2 separate regions of the Homo sapiens genome follow, and region 2 is linked to region 1. A link is a loop called in an ENCODE intact Hi-C map of the cell type or tissue named here. Cell type or tissue: PC-9. All regions are shown on one strand. Each heading gives the region's core, and the rest is flanking DNA. Links, peaks and the distances in the headings are about the cores only.

What was found. Hi-C counts contacts between places; a loop is a spot of excess contacts. Peaks named below come from ENCODE experiments on the same cell type or tissue, not always from the same donor. Only the 100,000 strongest peaks of a DNase experiment are listed, where the experiment ranks them.
Region 2: a loop joins it to region 1, with 2.3 times the contacts of the local background. A loop is called at or near these places in 3 of 110 quality-filtered maps.

Annotation. Positions count from the first base shown.
Region 1 is chr15:70,266,948-70,277,111 of GRCh38, forward strand. No RefSeq gene overlaps it. Among named protein-coding and RNA genes, the nearest start is that of TLE3, 170 kb to the left of the region's middle. RefSeq lists enhancers at 1-354, 2,033-2,082, 2,070-2,748, 4,483-4,777. In PC-9, for the core only: no CTCF peak of the experiment used is centred there; a DNase peak (open chromatin) is centred at 4,634; H3K27ac peaks cover 1,836 bases.
Region 2 is chr15:70,370,331-70,380,494 of GRCh38, forward strand. No RefSeq gene overlaps it. Among named protein-coding and RNA genes, the nearest start is that of LINC02205, 130 kb to the right of the region's middle. RefSeq lists enhancers at 7,650-8,151, 8,152-8,651. In PC-9, for the core only: no CTCF peak of the experiment used is centred there; a DNase peak (open chromatin) is centred at 4,971; H3K4me3 peaks cover 551 bases; H3K27ac peaks cover 1,575 bases.

The DNA.
Region 1 (10,164 bases), core at 3,331-5,830:
CTCCTTGACACACTTTCTGGCCTCAGCTGCTGGACACCCAGGCGTCACCGCTCTCCTCCCTGATTGTGGGCAGCTCAGCTTCCTCCTAGACGTGGGTGTTGCTTAGAGGGCTGTTCTGGACTCCCTCCTCTCTCACTCCACACCCTCCCTTTTGTTTTCACATCTTCACAGTGCCTTCTCTAAGATAATGACCCCCACATCATCAGCAGCAGCCTGGACATATTCCTTTGTGGTGGGACAAAGGCAGGCCCAGCCAGGGCCCTTCGGCTCACTCTTCCCAAATGGCTTCTGGGTCAGCCCGGAGCCCAACTGGGATGAAAGGCCCCTGAGGTCAAAAGTCATATTCTCTTCCCTTCTGTATCCTCAAAGGGCCCAGAAAAGTGCTAGGCAAAGCTTTAGGCCCCTGCTCTGTTGAAAAAAGAGGTTCAATCCAAATAAAAACCAATTGCAATGTCAGAGACTTACCAGAGGCTAGGGTAAGTGTCCCCTTGGACAAGCCATGGTCCCCCAGGCACCTCACTCTGATCCGCTTCTGCCACAGCTATAATTCTGAAGCAAACCCACATGCCACTCGCTGCATAAACCCCTCCATGGCTCCCCACTGCCTGTCCCCTCTGCCTGGGCTCTCCTGACAACCTGGCCCACTCTCCAGCCTCATCTCCCATGGCTCCTCTCCAGCCTCATCTCCCATGGCTCCTCTTTGAGCATCTTCTTTGTGCCCCAGAATGTGTGCTGTTTCCTAGACACACCCAATACTTTTTGGCCCTCTCTTTTATCTCCTGACAAACTTCTAACTATCCTTCAAGGCTTTCTCTAAAATGTCTCCTCCAGATAGCCTTCCTTGATTCCTCCAGCACACAGTGGTCTCTCTCTCCCCAGCACACTCTAAGAAGTCCATGCCCAACTAAGAGCAGGTGATGTTTGCCACCTTGAATGATAATGATCTGTCTCCCTGCTCTCCCCCATGGAGAGCTCTCTGAAAACAGGCCCATGTCTTCTTTGTGCCCCCATCACTCAGTACCTGTCTTGGTTTGTCTTGGGTGAGTGGATGACGAGAATGAATGAATGAAGGGCCAGAGAGCACAGTGGTTGGGAGAGCAGGCTCTGGAGTCTGACAGACATGTGTCCAAACAGAAGCTCTGCAACGAACTGTGTACATGACTTAGGGTGAGTCATTTGCCCAAAATGGGCGTCAGTATCCTCGTCAATGCTCTGGAAGTACTCGTAGTCACTCCTCCATAAAGCTACTGCAAGAACTCAGTAGAAGCATGCATGTAAGATGGCTTTGCACAGAGTGGGCACCCGGCAAGCATTCCACAAACACAGGCTCTTGGGGTTGTCATTAATCATTGTAGATATTCCCATTAAGAGGACGGGCAAGTGGAGGGTCCAAGGACATCTGGGGAGCTCGTCCATGGGAGATGCATGCCTCCTTATCTCAGCTCACTTCTTTCACTTCCCAAGCTCATCGGGCCATGTGCACCTGGGGTGACCTCAGCTCAGTTCATCAAAACCTGAACAAGTGCTCTCAGGGGCCAAGAGCACCACTCTCCTTGTCCTGAGACCCCAACCCTCTTTCCTTAGCATTTCTCTCTCTGCCCCAAGCCTGTATGAAGCAAAGATGGCTTTATAGTGCCTTGTAAGTCCTACAAAGGGAGCAGCAGGGGCTTCTCAGAGCTACCACCTCCTCGATCAATATCTCTTCTTCCACCCTCGAGGGCTCAATAGGACTCATTCAGCAAACTCTGGAGGGCCGACATCACCTGGACAGTGTCACTCGTGGGCCTGCTGTTTATTTTCCTCCCACTTTCTCTTGGTGCCTCCAGCTCTCACCGCTAACCTGCACCCCCATCCCCAGGTGGCAGCCAGTGTGACTGCTGGCCTCCCTGCAGCCGTGACCTCGGCAGGCATGAGGAGGAGGGCGGGCTGGGGCTCTGCCACCCTTCAGCTGGCTAATGTGGAGGTCTTAATGAATATGAATCGCCTCCTTCTCCACGGAGCTGGCCCCATCAGATTCCTTCACACCTCGCCGAGCCCAGAAAGGTTACTCAGAATTAAATGTAAATCACATATTTACTGGTATGAATCAGATCATAGTGTCACTTTCTCACAACAGAGAATTTAATCACACTGCAGCCCCGAGGGCTTCTGCTCTCCTGGGGCCGTCCCCACCCCGTCGCCCTTGTGGGCCGCACCTGGGAAAGAAGCTGACTGCCCTCCCATGTCGGGGTGTGCATGGGGGTGTTCCCAGAGGCTGTGAAAGGACAGTGGCCACAGCGGGAGACCTGACGCTGGTGTTCCCAGTCCTTTGGTACCCAAGTCACGGCTGCCTTCTAATATCATGTCAATCTGAAGCTGTCACGATGGGCTAGGCAGTGCTTCACATGCTGTGGACACTTAATAACTGTTGAGTACAGGAACGTCTCTCCTAAAAGGCTGCTGGCAGTCACCTCTCCTTCCTAGGCTCACTTGTGTTTCAGAAGCCAAGGGGGAAAGGAGAGAGATGCATGAAAGGTTTCACCCATGTTGCTCTGTGTTCAGAGGCGGCGGAGTGGAAGGAGAACTGGCTTTGGAGCCAGGAGGCCCAGCTCAGAGCCTGGCTTTGCCACTAGCTCTGCCAAAGGACGGCGGGCAATTCACGGTAACGGCAGCTTCTTTGTCTATAAAGCAGAGACACGATGCAGGTCCCACCAGCTCCACTGACAAGTTGCATGTGGAAGCATTTGCCTGCAGTAAAGTGCTTTGCAAATGTCAGGAGCAATGACCATGAGCCCAGTACAAAGGTCACTGGACAATAAATAAAGGGGGCCAGATCTCAGCCTCTGATTCTCCTGCCTAATGGCTACATGGTCCTTAGGGTGAAGGACCATGCAGCCATTTGAAAACAGGCTCATGTCTTCCCTGTGCCCCCATCTCCAGGGCGTGCACTGTCTGCTCAGTATCTGTCTTGATTTGTCTTGGATGAGTGGGGGATGAGAATGAATGAATGACAGGCTGGAGAGCAGAGTGGTTAGGAGAGACAGACATGGGCCCAAACTGAAGTTCTGCCACTAACTGCATGCATGACCTGGAGTGAGTCAGCTCTCCTGCGCTTCAGGTTCACATTAGCAAACAGAAGTAATGAGGTCTTTTTTTGATGGAGAAAGGCTCAAATGAATGCCACAGAGACAGATCTCTGTACAGACTATAAGGTGCGGCACGCAGCTAGGGAGTTGTGCATGGCTCACTTCCCTCAGCCATGGCAGGATGCCAAGGACCTCTGCTTTCCTCAGGATGTCACAGTCCCTTCCCTTCCCAAGCCCATTTCTTTGGGGGCCAGTCTCCAGGCTAATGGCTGTGCATTTGGAGAGCTCTTTACAGTTTGCAAAGCATTGTGCACGGCAGGAGCATGCGGTGGACTTAGGAGGACACACTGTGGTGTTGGAGCTCCTTGGTGGCTTCCAGCTCTTCAGGTAGAAGCTTGCTGGGGATGTTGGTGCCCACTGGTAATCCACAAACTGAACGTGCTTCTCCAGCAGACATTGTCTCGGAGTGCCCTCCCCAGAGCTGAATGGCCTGGTTGGGCTTTCTTGACTGGAGAATTTCCTAACTGGGTAACTATTTTCCGGAAAACTGAGCCCACATTGTCTGCACAGGAAGCCAGTCTACATTGTGTGTGTCTCGTGTATGTGTGTGTGTGTATGTGTGTATGTGTGTGTGTGTGTTTAACCCAAAAAACAGATGTAATTTCTTCATGTATCAGGAAGCCTCCCTTTTCGCAAATGTTAAGGAACACAGCTCCCTTGGGCATAAAGTCAAGGAGGTTTCTTTTTATAGCAGTCTCAGTCGCAGCTCTGGCTTTGCTTATGAACTCGAGTTAGGGAAATTAGAATTAAAATTCCACCCCGACGAGAACACGGATTTGTCCTCCTGGGTCCTCCTACCCTCAGTGCCTCCACCGACACATATGAAGGCTCACAGAATGCCTTCTCCACCTACATGGCAGCGCCTACGTCAGTGACTCCTATCAAGGGTGGGCCCTACTGCAAAAGAGGTATGACAATGGGCACATGGCCATGGACTCCCCTAATCTTCTTGTGTACCCATTACAGAGAAGCAGTGGCCCATGACAATGGTGAAATGGCCTGTGAAAGGCTGAGCTCAGGTGCTAGCTTGGGGACCACCCCCTGTGGGACTGGAGGACTGTCTTTAGCATGTTGTCTATGCACCTAACCAACAGGCAATAAATGGTGCTGTCTTCCTACTGCTGGAATCCATGGGTCTGGGAAGCCAGGGCTGAACGTCCATTCCCTGTTGCCATCACTCCTAGTGACCCTCTAGCAGGATTTACACTTGCCACAAACCTTAGGCTCTGTGAGGTTAGGGGTCATGGTCCACAGACAGCCAATGTTTCTGTTGTGGGGCTAGTATTTCCTGCAGGTGACACTGTAAAGGTCCCACTGGATTTGAAGCTGTGACAGCTACCTGTCACTTTAGTTTTCTAGTGGACTAGCAGTGATGAAAGGAGTTACCATCCTGGCAGGATAATTCACCAGATTATTGTGAGGGCCAAGTCCTGTTGCTTTTCACAGCAGGGATTCTCTGCGAGTCTCTTGGTGTTCTTTTGCCTGATGAAAGGGACTTGTGAGTCAGCAATTGCAGCAACAACAGCTCAATAAGAACAGGACAAGCCAAGGGCTCAGACCTCTTCGGGATGAAGGTCTGAGTCATCCTGCTCAGTAAGCAGCACAGAGCAGACAAATTGCCGGTTGAGGGTGAGGGACATGGAGACTGGGGAATGGAGGGGAGATCTGATGAGTACCCATAAGGGCCTCAGGACAGGTGCAGGCACTGTGTCTTGTTTTATTAACCTCTTGCCTTAGGTCATCTCAGAGATCCCAAGGAAACTCTGTAGTCATTGGACTTGTACCCACTTCTTAGAGAAAGCAGGGACATTCAGTTCACACCAAACACAGAGGCCCCAGATTGTATGGGAGCTGGATGTGATGGAAGGGTAGATGCCTCTGTGGGTGGTACAGGGTGACACAGAGACACTTCTTACACCATCCTCAAAGCCTCTCAACCACCCATATCTCTGGGGTCTTAGACCTTTGCCCCTCACATTCCCCTGCAATGACCAACTTCATGTGACTCTGAACAACTGAATGTAGGTACAACCTCAAAGCAGTGCATCTCCTGTCTGTGCACACATCACTTCTGCTGTGGAGCTTTCCTCTTGCTGGTGACACTTGAAATGCAGCAAGACCCACTCAGCAGGCACACATGTGCAACCAGGAGACCTGGGGGAGTGAACACACCAGGGGCAATCCTTTGAGCCATAAGATACTGGAGCCCACGGGTAAATTCCTCTTCTCACCTCTTTCTGGATAGACTGTCTTAAGAAGTAGTTGCTACGTAGGGTCCTTTTTTTTCTTTTTTCTTTTTTTTATAGACAGAGTCTCGCTCTGTCACCTGGGCTGGAGTGCAATGGCATGATCTTGGCTCACTGCAACCTCTGCCTCCTGGGTTCAAGTGATTCTCATGCCTCAACCTCCTCAGTAGCTGGGATTACAGGCTCCGGCCACTATGCCTGGCTAATTTTTGTATTTTTAGTACAGACGGAGCTTTGCCATGTTGGCCAGGCTGGTCTTGAACTCCTGACCTCAAGTGATCTGCTCTTCTCAGCCTCCCAAAGTGCTGGGATTACAGGCATGTGCCACCGCACCTGGCCTACATAGCCTTTTGAGAGACCTTCTCATGACATCAAGCACTCAGTTGCTCTTGATGCCACTGGGTGGCTGAATTCTCCCGCATCCTTGCGTTGGCTTTTCCTGTCTCCAGTTTTGCCTATCGTTTCCCTCACTCCTGCGGCCCTCGCATCACACTGCTTAAAAGAGCAGTAGCACACAGGCCTTTACCTCAGGCCTTGCTTTGTAGAAAACTTTGGCTAAGACAAGATATTCAAGCCCCTTTAATCTTTGCCCCAAAGCAAGACAGTCAGTACCGTGATCCTCTCTCATTTTTGTCTTAGGAAAGTAAAGCGGAAAAAAGTTCAGTCCTTGATCCAGAACCAGATAACCAAGGCACAAAGACAGAGCTTGCGTCTGGCTCTGATTCCAAGCCTGGGGCTTGTTCCGGGGTGGGAGACTGCTGCCTCTGAGCAAGGTGGCATGTGAGAGGGTGCTGCAAAGGATGAGGGGAGGGGCTTAGGGGCTTACCCAGGAAGAGGGGAAGGGGGCAAAGGTTGGCTGGGGCAATGACACAGGGCCTGGTGAGTGTCATTGTGGCCAGAACAGGTTTCCTGGACAAGTAGTGGTAAGGTCAAGTCCCCAAGGTGGATTTTGAGTGCCTCTGAACAAAAGCATGGTGATGTTCAGAGGAAGTGAGTGATCCAAGCTTAAGGCTAAGAGGATGTCTCTAGAGCAGCCTCCTTTATTTCTTATCTCTTGGAGTCACAGAAGTCCCAGAGTGTGACACAGAGGAGACCTAGGCCCCATGCCTGCCAGAGTTTCCCATTCTACGCTCCTGGGAACTCTTGTGCTTCAAAGGACTTGATAAAATTGCCATGAAAAAAAAAGCCTCCTCTTAGAGGGTCTGCAGGTACTCTGTTATAGGAAAGGCCCAAAGCACACATGTTGGACAATAAATAAATAATGGTAACAAAACCCTGATTAACTTGAATCCAGCAAACTCATTAGACTCTGTACACTTTCAAAAAATTGCAACCTCCAATCCACCTCCTGGGTTCAAGCGATTCTCCTGCCTCAGCCTCCCAGCTAGCTGAGATTACAGCCGTGCGCCTCCATGCCCAGCTAATTTTTGTATTTTTAGTAGAGAGGGGGTTTTGCCATGTTGGCCAGGCTGGTCTCGAACTCCTGACCTCAAGTGATCTGCCCTCATCTGCCTCCCAAAGTGCTGAGATTACAGGCAGGAGCCACCCCACCTGGCCAAAAGCATTCTTTTCTGAATAACAAGTATTTCCATCTTTTTGCATACTGTATTCTACAGAGGAGTTATAGAATCATGTTTGGAAAAACACAGAGCTAACCCAGTCCCCTCATTTGACTGTGGAGAAAAACCACAGACCAGAGAGGTGATTCAACTTATCCAGAGACACACAGCAGGAGCTCACACACATCCTGATTCCCCAACCGGGGCTCTTTCTTCGACCTGGGAGAAATTTCCACTGCGTGATTGTTGCCAAGCTATTAATGAAAATGAGACCTAAATTAGCTTCAGAAAATGAGGTTTTAGCATTGGAAAGTTTTTGACTATTGAAATTGTGAATGCAAATGAGTCTATGTGCTAGAAATCTGTTAGCAAGTAAGAAAGAAGCTCCACAAATTCCAGCCTTTGGAACCCGTGGGGCCTTTTGGAGCCTCAGTTTACCCTTTTGTGAGGTGAGGTGGGAGGGAATAGGCCAGCCAATTACTAAGTAAGGTTCATCTCAGATGTAATGAGATTCTGCAATTTCAAAGACAAGTGTTGAATAGCAGAGAGGTCTGGGGACCAGGGGTGGGGGAACCCCCTTAAGGAGGGGGAGACCAGCTGGCCCAGCCTCTGGCCTCTGGCAGACTTCTCAGCTGCCCACTGAGGAAGGCTCTTTCCCCAGATGCAAAGTGTGCATCTCACATTAGCTTGCAAGGCAGCTCTGATTAGTAATTAAATGGTTTTTTAAAAAAAATAAAGCCATTAAAGCTAATGCCATCAAAATCAGAACCTCAGACGCTGGCTCATAATGATGAGTGTGCCTCACGACTCACAGGAGAGGACATTTACATTTTAACATGCACATTGCACAGGCATTAATATTTCCCCCACCCACCCCTCCTCCCATCATTATGGAACCTGCTGATGAATCCATTTGTTTTCCAGCTTTACTCTGATCCTAGAAAAAGCAGGTCATCCTGCAAGAAGTCAATGTGGAGGGATGAAAAGAGGCTCTGCATGAAGTCGGCTTTAGCCCTGCCATGCCTAGATGTATAACTTCGAACAAGTGACCTAATCACCTTGGCAAACCTCATTTTGCTCATCTTTTAAATGGGGATAAGAATGCCCATCTTGTGGTGCTGTGCCAAGGATTGAATGGATCAATGCATTCGTAAATGCAACTCATAGTCAATTCTTGTTAATGACTAGCCATTATTAGACCTGGTACTTGGCATACCGTAGGCACTTATCCAATATGTCCTTAATTGAGCACCTACAGTGTGGGCAGTCCTATTGCAGGACACTGCTGGGGACCAGGGAGAGGAATGTGAGGGCTTCGAGAAGATACATTCTTCCTGGAAGACCAGATGAATGAACATAGAATCACTGGGCTCATCTCAGCCAGGGGCTCAGAGGCTGGCCTGCAGTGACAGGTAGTCACAGTTACAATGCTGTGGACTGGGGAAGAAAGGTTTGCAGCCCTGGAGGGATGGGTGACATTCATAGCACCTGGTACAAACCTGGCTTCATCCTGGGTGCTTTACACACTATCACTTTTAATCCTCACAACCATCGCTATTTAACAGACAAAAAGCACTGAGTCTAGGAGAAGTCAATCAGCTTGTTCAGTACCACAGAGCTGGGAGGTGGAGGAGCCCTTGGTCAGTTGGGATCTGTGAGGTCAGCAGCCCATTGTCTTTTCATGGTATCAGGCTTCCTGCTAGATAGGAGGAGCGACAAGTATCTGTACTGCCCCTTGGCTGTCAGGGTTGCAGAGGCAGAAAGGGCAGGTTTCAGAGGCTCCTGACGACAGGCTGCGATGCAGACTTGGCCCAGGAGGTCTGAGAGGGAACAGTTGGCCTCCATGGCTCACCAGACCTCACAGTCTTGCCTCTGAGACATAGTGACTCCCTTCATCCAGCGATTCGTCCTCCACTGGAGGCAAACCTCCTTGTCAGTCCCCCTGGCAAGTTTCTGTTGGCTGTGGAACCTGGAGTCTCCAGGCCCTCCCTCGACTTTTGCGGGCAGCCACTTGGAGAAGGGAGCCAGCCTGGTGAATCTGGAACATAGTCCATTGCTGTGTGACTTTGGGTCAGTCACTTCCCCTCTCTGGGCCACCACTTCCTATTCTGTAAAATGAGAAGGTGGGATGAGACAAGCTCCAGGCCTAACTCTCTTATTCAACATGAGCCTTTGCATCTTCTGGATTTTTTTTTTTTTTTTTTTTTTTTTTTTGTAAACCAAGTACCTGCGCTTGGTGCATTTGCTCAATGAGACTTTCAACTCTCATTATTTCCCCCTAAGACTTAACTGTCCAAGGGCTAAGAAACAAAAGTTTGGGTGCCTTTTAAGAAATATATAAAATATCAGGGCCAGACAGGCCATTTTCAGACAGTCCCTGGGGCCTAGTCAGCTATTAAAGATAGAAATTATATATTCATAACACAGGATATTGCTGCTTGCTTATTTATAACTTGCTCCATTTCAAGAATATTTATTCTAGACGAGGAGGCTTGATAATTTTTTCATCTAATCTACTCCTCATAGCTCAGGGCAAAAGAAGAAAACAGCTCAATCGAAGGAGCAGCTTTCTATTACAAGCAGGTAAGGAAGGAACACACAGCTCCCTTTTCACAGGCCAGGAACCCAGCCAGGTTGCGGCTCTCAGCCCTGCTGCCCCTCAATCTGCACCAGCCCCTGGGGTGCCCCAGCCAGGACCTCACCATCCCTGGGCACAGTCCTCTCAGACAAGGCAAAACTCCACATGAGAATGGGTAAAACACATAGGCTCCAGGCCCCTCCTTTGACCCAGGAAGAGGCTGAGGCCCAGAAAAACCATATGTGCTCGCTCAAGGTCACAGGGACCAGGATACACATACACAGAGCTGGGGTGTGAACCCACTCACCCTGGTCTCAGGCTTGGAAGTCTTGAGGAGGGAAAGGGAGCTACTGAACCTACTATGAGACAGTCTCTAGACTAGGTGACACATTAAGCAAGTCAACAAGATTTTATTGAGCACCTACTGTGCTAGACAGTGTGCTGGGGATTAAGGAAGAGGGGATGGGTGCTTCAAGGAAGGTTCCCTCGGAGAAGGCGAGAGCAAAGCACACTGCGTCACCAATTTGGACACCCTTCTCCCCAGTAGGTTCATCAGGATTATTCCCACTGGACTGAGGACAATGAGGAATTGAGCCAAGGTAACAACACTGGTGAGGAAAGGATGGAGCCTGGATTTGAACCCACGCTGGTCAGAT
Region 2 (10,164 bases), core at 3,744-6,243, 100 kb after region 1:
ACAGATCAGTGAGGCAAAAGGTTAACAAGGATATCCAGGACTTGAACTCAACTCTGCACCAAGTGGACCTAACAGACATCTACAGAACTCTCCACCCCAAATCAACAGAATATACATTCTTCTCAGCACCACATCACACTTATTCTAAAATTGACCACATAATTGGAAGTAAAACACTCCTCAGCAAATGTAAAAGAACAGAAATCACAACAAACTGTCTCTCAGACCACAGTGCAATCAAATTAGAACTCACAATTAAGAAACTCACTCAAAACCGCACAACTACATGGAAACTGAACAACCTGCTGCTGAATGACTACTGGGTAAATAATGAAATGAAGACAGAAATAAAGATGTTCTTTGAAACCAATGAGAACAAAGACACAACGTACCAGAATCTCTGGGACACATTTAAAGCAGTGTGTAGAGGGAAATTTATAGCACTAAATGCCCACAAGAGAAACCAGGAAAGATCTAAAATCAACACCCTAACATCACAATTAAAAGAACTAGAGAATCAAGAGCAAACAAATTCAAAAGCTAGCAGAAGGCAAGAAATAACTAAGATCAGAGCAGAACTGAAGGAGATAGACACACACACACACACACACACACACACACACACACACACACACACCCTTAAAAAAATCAATGAATCCAGGAGCTGATTTTTTTAAAATATCAACAACAAAATAGACTGCTAGCAAGACTAATAAAGAAGAAAAGAGAGAAGAATCAGATAGACACAATAAAAAATGATAAAGGAGATATCACAGAAATGCAAACTACCATCAGAGAATACTATAAATACCTCTACACAAATAAACTAGAAAATCTAGAAGAAATGGATAAATTCCTGGACACATACACCCTCCCAAGACTAAACCAGGAAGAAGTTGAATCTCTGAATAGACCAATAGCACGTTCTGAAATTGAGGCAATAATTAATAGCCTACCAACCAAAAAAAGCCCAGGACCAGACGGATTCACAGCCGAATTCTACCAGAGGTACATAGAGGAGCTGATACCATTCCTTTTGAAACTATTCCAATCAATAGAAAAAGAGGGAATCCTCCTAACTCATTTTATGAGACCAGCATCATCCTGATAACAAAGCCTGGCAGAGACACAACAAAAAAAAGAATTTTAGACCAATATCCCTGATGAACATTGATGCAAAAATCCTCAATAAAATACTGGCAAACTGAATCCAGCAGCACATAAAAAGCTTATCCACTGCGATCAAGTTGGCTTCATCCCTGGGATGCAAGGCTGGTTTAACATACGCAAATCAATAAACATAATCCATCACATAAACAGAACCAACGACAAAAACCACATGATTATCTCAATAGATGCAGAAAAGGCCTTTGACAAAATTCAACAGCCCTTCATGCTTAAAACTCTCAATAAACTAGGTATTGATGGAACATATCTCAAAATAATAAGAGCTATATATGACAAACCTACAGCCAATATCATACTGAATGGGCAAAACTGGAAGCATTCCCTTTGAAAACTGGCACAAGAAAAGGATGCCCTCTCTCACCACTCCCATTCAACATAGTGTTGGAAGTTCTGGCCAGGGCAATCAGGCAAGAGAAAGGAATAAAGGGTATTCAATTAGAAAAAGAGGAAGTCAAATTGTCCCTGTTTGCAGATGACATGACTGTATATTTAGAAAACCCCATCGTCTCAGCCCAAAATCTCCTTAAGCTGATAACTAACTTCAGCAAAGTCTCAGGATACAAAATCAATGAGCAAAAATCATAAGCATTCCTACACACCAATAACAGACAAACAGAGAGCCAAATCATGAGTGAACTCCCATTCACAATTGCTTCAAAGAGAATAAAATACCTAGGAATCCAACTTACAAGGGATGTGAAGGACCTCTTCAAGGAGAACTACAAACCACTGCTCAACGAAATAAAAGAGGACACAAACAAATGGAAGAACATTCCATGCTCATGGATAGGAAGAATCAATATTGTGAAAATGGCCATACTGCCCAAGGTAATTTATAGATTCAGTGCTATCCCCATCAAGCTACCACTGACTTCCTTCACAGAATTGGAAAAAACTACTTTAAAGTTCATATGGAACCAAAAAAGAACCCACATAGCCAAGACAATCCTAAGCCAAAAGAACAAAGCTGGAGGCATCACGTTACCTGACTTCAAACTATACTACAAGGCTACAGTAACCAAAACAGCATGCTACTGGTACCAAAACAGATAGCCTCAGAAATAACACCACACATCTACAACCATCTGATCTTTGATGAACCTGACAAAAACAAGCAATGGGGAAAGGATTCCCTATTTAATAAATGGTGCTGGGAAAACTGGCTAGCCCTATGTAGAAAGCTGAAACTGGATCCCTTCCTTACACCTTATACAAAAATTAATTCAAGATGGATTAAAGACTTAAATGTAAGACCTAAAACCATAAAAACCCTAGAAGAAAACCCAGGCAATACCATTCAGGCCATACGCATGGGTAAAGACTTCATGACTAAAACACAAAAAGCAATGGCAACAAAAGCCAAAATGGACAAATGTGATCTAATTAAACTAAAGAGCTTCTGCACAGCAAAAGAAACTATCATCAGAGTGAACAGGCAACCTACAGAATGGGAGAAAATTTTTGCAATCTACCCATCTGACAAAGGGCTAATATCCAGAATCTACATAGAACTTAAACAAATTTACAAGAAAAAAAACAAACAACCCCATCAAAAAGTGAGCAAGGGATATGAACAGACAGTTCTCAAAATAAGACATTTACGCAGCCAACAGACACATGAAAAAATGCTCATCATCACTGGTCATCATAGAAATGCAAATCAAAACCAGAATGAGATACCATCACCAGTTAGAACGGCGATCATTAAAAAGTCAGGAAACAACAGATTCTGGAGAGGATGTGGAGAAATAGGAACACTTTTACACTGTTGGTGGGAGTGTAAATTAGTTCAGCCATTGTGGAAGACAGTGTGGCGATTCCTCAAGGATCTAGAACCAGAAATACCATTTGACTCAGTGATCCCATTACTGGGTATATACCCAAAGGATTATAAATCACGCTACTATAAAGACACATGCACCTGTATGTTCACTGTGGCACTCCTCACAATAGCAAAAACTTGGAACCAACCCAAATGTCCATCAGTGATAGACTGGATTAAGAAAATGTGGCACATATACACCATGGAATAGTATGCAGCCATAAAAAAGGATGAGTTCATGTCCTTTGCAGGGACATGGATGAAGCTGGAAACCGTCATTCTCAGCAAACTATCACAAGGACAGAAAACCAAACACTGCATGCCCTCACGCATAGGTGGGAGTTGAGCAATGAGAACACATGGACACAGGGCAGGGAACATCACACACTGGGGCCTATCGGTTGGTGGGGAGAGCTGGGGGAGGTGTAGTATTAGGAGAAATACCTAATGTAAATGTCAAGTTGATGCGTGCAGCAAACCAACATGGCACATGTATACCTATGGAACAATCCTGCACGTTGTGCGCATGCACCCTAGTACTTAAAGCATAATTTTAAAAAAGCAAAAGAAGAAAGGAGACCCTATCTAGTCATATGCTGTCCACCAATTAGAGTCAGTCCCACGGACCACTGATTTCTTATGTGCTCTTCTTTCTGTTCAGAACCCATCTGCAGAGCCTCTGGAGCCTTGAAGGCAGTGGCCGGCAGTTCCCACCACAGCCCTCTCTCCTGTCTCCTCCCGGATTCTCTTTGCTTTTAACATTTCTGTTCCCTCTCCGAATTCCCTGCTCTGTTATCTGCCCCCCACCTCTCCATCCCCTCCACCACCTTGAGGTCTCTCCCCAGAACTTTCTCTCTCTTAGCAGTGGAAGCTGAGCACAGGGGAACCCTGGTCTGCAGGAGCTGAACTGGCCTTGGCACCCACACCTGCCTGGGGACAGCCAGGAGGAGCTCCACCCACTGCTAGCCAAGCTGTCCCTCATGACCATCATGGGGCAAGGGCTGGCCACCTATGGAGTCAGCCAAGTGGGTTTCTTGTGCCTCTAGGAACATCCAGTAAAATCTCTTGGTTCCCAAATTAAAGAAGCCACCATTTCGTGAGTGCTTCCTATGGGCCAGGCTCTGGGCTCAGCCCCTAGAAGCATTACCTATTTTAATGCTCCAACAACAGCAGGCACAGTTATTGTAACTTAATTCCCCGGAGAGCACACAGAGCATGAGGGGACTTCTCAAGGTCCCAGAATAGGAGAAAGGCAAGGCCAGGCTTAGACCCCCCGACATGCCTGCTGTTGGCCCCTGTCTCTGCTGCCTCCCCCATACTCTGTCCCTAGACTTTCCTCCATGAAAACTGCTTTTCAATTTAATTTTTGTTTAACTTTTATTTTATTGGGCAACACTTTATCCTATAAAATAGACTGAGTGTTCCCTACACGAGAACTGCTTTTGTCCTCGAGTGGAGTCCAATGAAACCCACTGAATTTGTCACTGATAACAGCTGAAGGTGTGCCCTTCCCAGGGCCGTTCGCGTGTCCTATACTATATTCTTCTAGGCCCAGACAATACATCTGTGATGGCAGAATTTCAAACAGACAGGGAGTGGAGCAGATCACTTTGATTTGGGAATGGGGCAGCCCAGAGGTCCCGCAACACCCCCTCCAGGAGGCTGCCTCCTCTGCTGTCTCATAAAGCTGCCCCATCCGCCCGCCACAGTGAAGCAATCAGACCCTCTGTTCCCTTGTTCACTGCTCACCTAGCTTGGCTCCGAGACCAGTGTTGTAGACCTATTAATTATCAGGATAATTACGGACGGGGAAATCCAGACACAGATACAATCAGTGCCCTCCTCCACCTCCCCGCACACGCCCCTCCCGGTCTCCCTGACATCCTGGTGTGCACTGTGTTCCCCTGCCATCTCCACGCTGCGGCTCCTACTAGACCCACCCCTGCCGGTGCCAAAATGCCCAAAGGAAGGCTGAGTCATGCTCTGGCCTGCCCAGCCGCAATAGTCATGCTGCAACTCCCACGGAAAACCTCCTTTCACCCACTCCAGAGGTCTGAGACACCCTAATGGGCCAAGTCCTTTCCCCTCACCCATAGAGCTCAAACTGCCTCTCACCTTGCCCCCTTCCAACTCAGGCTGTAGAAAACACTGGATAAAGTAAGGCTTACTAACCAAGCATCCCTGCACCTAAAAATGGACCGCTTAATTTCAGGACCCCCTGAAATTGTCAGCAAAAGTTTCTCTGTGCACATCTGTACATTTAGCTGGGAAGACTCCACAGCTTATATCAGATCGTCACAGAGTCCCAAGCCCCAATGGGGTAAGAATCTCTGAATCTAACATGTCACAGAGACCACCCCCTATAACACTTTACCAAGAACTTAATCCTCCATGAGCTCGCCTAATGCCTGCTCCTCTGTGGACAGGCAAGCCATCACTTGGGTTGGGAGCACCAGCCTGCAGCCAGACTACCTGGGTTTTTCATCCCAATACTGCCACTTTCTAGCTATGTCACCTCGGTTTCCCTGTCAGAAAAAAATGAGACCACATGGCATCTTGGTTTCCTCCTTGGATCACTACAGGGAGTGGCAGCAGCCTGGCTGCTCCAATTGGAACTTAAAAATCACTAGGGATCATGCAGGTCATAAACAAAAGGAAGAAGCACTACTATGGACTCAGGCTGCAGTTACAGTCAACAACCCTCCCTCCACCAAGATCAGCACAGAGAGTCTCTCCCCAACATCCTCATATCACAGCACGCTCCAGGACTGGGGAATCCCTGAGGATGGCTCAGGGCAGCCCAGCCTCCTTTCTGAAAACAGGATTCAGAGCTCATAGAAGCCTCCCTGCCCTGGGAGTCTCAAGAGAGCACTTAAGCACAGACACCTGGTTTAGCTTGGTAGGCACCCCTAGCCTGCGGAGCTTACCCCCGCCGCACACATCTGGAGAGTCAACCATTACAAAGAGAAATAGCAGGACTGGTCCTGCCCCTCCGGGATGGTGCCGCCAGTCTAGAGTAAAATGCCAAGCACGGGCTCAAGACTCCTGCTGAGGCCAATGGTAAGCCAGGCTGCTTCAGGAAGGGAGGGAGGAGAAGGGAGGGAAGAAGAGAGGGAAGAGGAAGGAGGGAGAAAGGGATGGAAGAGGGAAGAGAATCAGAGAGGGAGGGGAGGAGGAAGAGAGAGAAGGCGGGAGGAAGGAAGAGAGGGAGGGGAGGAGGAAGAGAGAGAAGGCGGGAGGAAGGAAGAGAGGGAGGGGGAGGTAGAAGGGAGGAGAGGGAGGGAAGGAAGGAGGCTCTCCAAGCCTCTTCAAGCCTCTCCATCCCTCCCTCTTCAAGGCAAAATATACTTTCTCTAAAAAAAAAAAAAAAAAAAACAACAAAAAAAACCCCCCTTCATCCTTTTCCTTTCTGAACAAGAGCTTTGTAACACTAGATGGTTGATCCGAAAATAACTATTTAGCCCTTAGACAGAGGTGTTTTTTAACAGGAGAAGCTGAGATATTTTGAAAGCCACCCCTGAGGCGAGAAAGTTGTGCAGAAGGCACTAATTGTCAACGCTCCCCAAGGACAGCCTGCCTGTTCCAAGGCAGGAGGAAAGGGCCGAGCTGTCAGCGCCCGATTCCTGGGGGAGTCTGCCTCGCCCGCGCTCAGCCAGCCAGGCCAGCTTCCTGCCCGGCATGGAGGAGATAAAACACAGGAACACAGACGATCTTACATAACCGAAGCGGGACTGAACATTTTCAGCAAATTACCTCTGTTATGAGCTCTGCCATAAAATCGCCTCACAAGTGAATTTAGTTTTTCTTCCCTCCGTGCCCAATCAATTAGCACATGAGTAATACCAAGCCCATTAGGACAAACTGATGCCGGGGGAGTTATGTCATCTGCTATAGAAATGATTGCTTAATATACCAGTTGGCTCCGAGGAGCTCTTAGCCACACACAATCTTGCCATAATCGATAGCAACAGTCAAACAACGCTGTTTCCAACGAGAACACTGCTGGGCAGAGCCTGAGCCAGAGCCAGTGTCGGGGACACAGAAGCTGAGTGGGCCCCAAATACCAGCTCCCTCCCTCCACCTTCCTCCTCCAACCTCCCCTCCCTGCTGCTGCCCTTCAAAGCCAACAGGAGAAGCCTGATGGTGGCTCAGAGAAATAGAACCCCGGACAGGTGGGGTGGGGGCAGCGACGGTGAGAGGGAGTGTCACTGTGGGGGCAGGGGAGTGTGCAGAGAAAGCCTGGAAGACAGGGCTTGCCAGAGCCTGGGAGTTGTGGGAATTCCTATCCAAGAGAAAAAGGAAAGGCATGGAACTCTTTCTGCCTCCATATTTCCTAGCAACTGCAGAATGGGCTTTCAAAAGGAATATTGAAAGATGTGTGAGATTAAACCCTCCGTGGAGCTGAGCATATGTGCATGCTCAAGGCATGTGTATGTGTGCACGTGTGTGGGCACATTCACACATATAAGCATAAACAAGGACAGGTGCCCACACCTACAAGTATATGTTTACATGTATGCATGTACAGTTGGTGGGGTCAGCATGGAGGGCTCTGTGTGTGTGTGTGTGTGTGTGTGTGTGTGTGTGTGTGTGTGTGTGTGTAGCTACTGGAGTACTGCATACATGTGTGCATATGAGTATACATTTGTGTGCAGGTATGTGCATGTGTTCCTATTATCCTAGAATGCAGCCGTCCTGCAAGATTAGCCGGCCTCCCCTATCACGTTGTTCAATCACAATTCTGGGCTGCAGAAACCAAAGGTAAAAGCTAAAAGCCTTTTCCCCAAGATGATAGGGAAGAGAGACAGCGAACTGCAGCTGGCAGCCACCTGAGCGTGGCATCATGGAAAAGTACCAGCTTGGTTTTGGAGCTAGATCGCCCTTGGATCTGGGCCCTGCCCTGCCATCTAGAAGGGCAAGTTCTTTAATTTCCCTGGGCCGCAGTTGCCTCATCTGTAAAACAGAGATGTCAGCGTGACCCCAAGAAGGCTAGGCTAAGGGTTGGTGCGCAGAAAGCACTTAGCAGAGCCTGCCAGAGGAAGCATGCACTCAACTCAGCTATTGTGATTCACTGCTGTGCTCCTGCCATCTCCTTGGTTGCCCAGACAAGGACCCAGATCTCCAGCCCCTCCCTGCTCCAGGCGAGGCTGAGGGAGCCACTCCATTTCCCTCCTAGCACCTCAGAGAAGAGTTGCCATATCCCAGAGTGTGAGCACATCTCACTAGCAGTGTTTGCAGCCTTAGTCTCCACCCATCTCCTCTGGGCAGGCCCCTCGCCCCCTGGCTAGCTGGATGTCTCGCTGGCAAAGTAATTCTTGGCCTCCATAGTCAGGCAGAGCTGCTTTCAACTAGCTACAAGCCCATGGGCCGGGGGCAGAGAGGGTGAGGGCCCAGCTTACATGGGTGAACCCAGGAGTCTGGCATCTCACACACAGCAAAAGAGACACTGGCCTTGCAAACCTTAAATCCTTTACAGATGAGGAAACAAGTTCCCAAGGTCAGCCAGTGAGTTAGAGCCAGGGCCCGCATCAGACCCAGAGATGTGGGTGTGGAAGTGGGATTTTGTTCCCATGTCAGTGGCAGGGTTGGGGGTAGGGGAGGCTGGACCACAAAGCATGCTGGGAGGGAAAATGGACCTGTGGCTATGAGGAGGGGCAAATTAATAACTGGGTATTGTGGGGAGCAGAGGAATGGGTGCAGAAATGAGTGTCCAGTCCTCTGAAATGTTCCATGTTTAGAAGCAAGTTGAGTGCCCTCTTTTCCTCCCTAGCCTCATTTTACCCATTCATAAAATGGAAGAATGGACTCTCTAAGCCTACTCTCTCTCCCATGTTTGATGCTCTGGGACTGGGCTGTCGGGTCCCTGGGACATGGTTGCATGAGCTATAATCTTGCTAGCAGCCGTGGATGGAGAGGTGGGAGTGGAGAGATTCTGGGGTGGTGCAGCTGTGCTCCTGCCCTCCGCTCCTGTTGTAGTGTGGAAAAAAGTATTCTTCCTACTTTCCGAATCACACACAGGCAACTGTAGAGAGGCAACTTGGTAGGGAGACAGGACGTATCCTCCAGCCCCTTCCCTCACTGACGGTGCAGCCGCGGGTGTTGTGTGGTCCCTCTACCCCTCTGCCCATCTTAGAGGGCATTAAGGGTCGCACCTACACCAGGGTGGTTAGGAAGATTCAGAGAGGTTGTTGCATCAAGGGCCTTTTAAGTACCGGTCTACATGGCACAGACACAGCAGTGAACCAACAAAACAAACATCTCTGCCCTCTTGGAACTGACATTGGAAATTAGACATAGTGACAAATTAAATAAAAAAATAGAAAGAATATCAGGGGTGGTAAGTGTCACAGATAAAAATCAAACAGGGAAAGGGGGAGTGCAGGAGGGGGCACAGGGAAGGCATGGGTGCAGTTCAGTGAACAAGGCTGCAAGAAAAGAGATCTGTTTCTGCGCCTCGATTTCCTCATCTGTAATGTGGGCACAATACCACCCACCTTATCTATCTCCCAGGTTCCTTCTAGGGAATAATTATGGTCTAAGGGGCTTTATGGAGTTTAAAGTCTAGGGGGTGAAAGAGGACCTGGGGGGCACTGGCATGAAATGGGCAAAGATCATGTTAACGATTGTTAGTCTGGGTCAGGACCATGGCTCAGGGCAGCGACGTCCCCAAACTGACCCAGGCCCTGTTACTATTGAGCCAGGCCATCCTGGGCCTCCTTGTTGGGCCCTGTCCCTCCACTCTCCTCCAAGCCTCAGGAAGCACATGGCTTCCCGGCTCAGAGCCCTCTCAGCCCCAGGCACCCCATCTGACACTGACTCCCCACAACACCCCTCTAGCAGACAGAGCTGGGGGGACTTGGGTCCTGGAGCCTGCTGGGCTCTCCGGCCCTGTGACTCCTGGGGAGCCATCTCCTCCTCAGGGCCTCTTCTTTCTCAGCTATAAGACAGGAGTCCCTGTGCGGGTGGAACAGATGATGTGTGTCAGGCACCTCATCCCACACATGCTGGCAGATATCGGGTGTCCAAGGTTCCCCTCCTCATGTGTATACACAACTTCTTCTCTCAGGAAGTGGCGAAGAATAAATGAGATGCAATCATTAGTTAACTCAAGCATTTACTAGGTGTCAACCACCTGAATACCTTTCATTTGTATT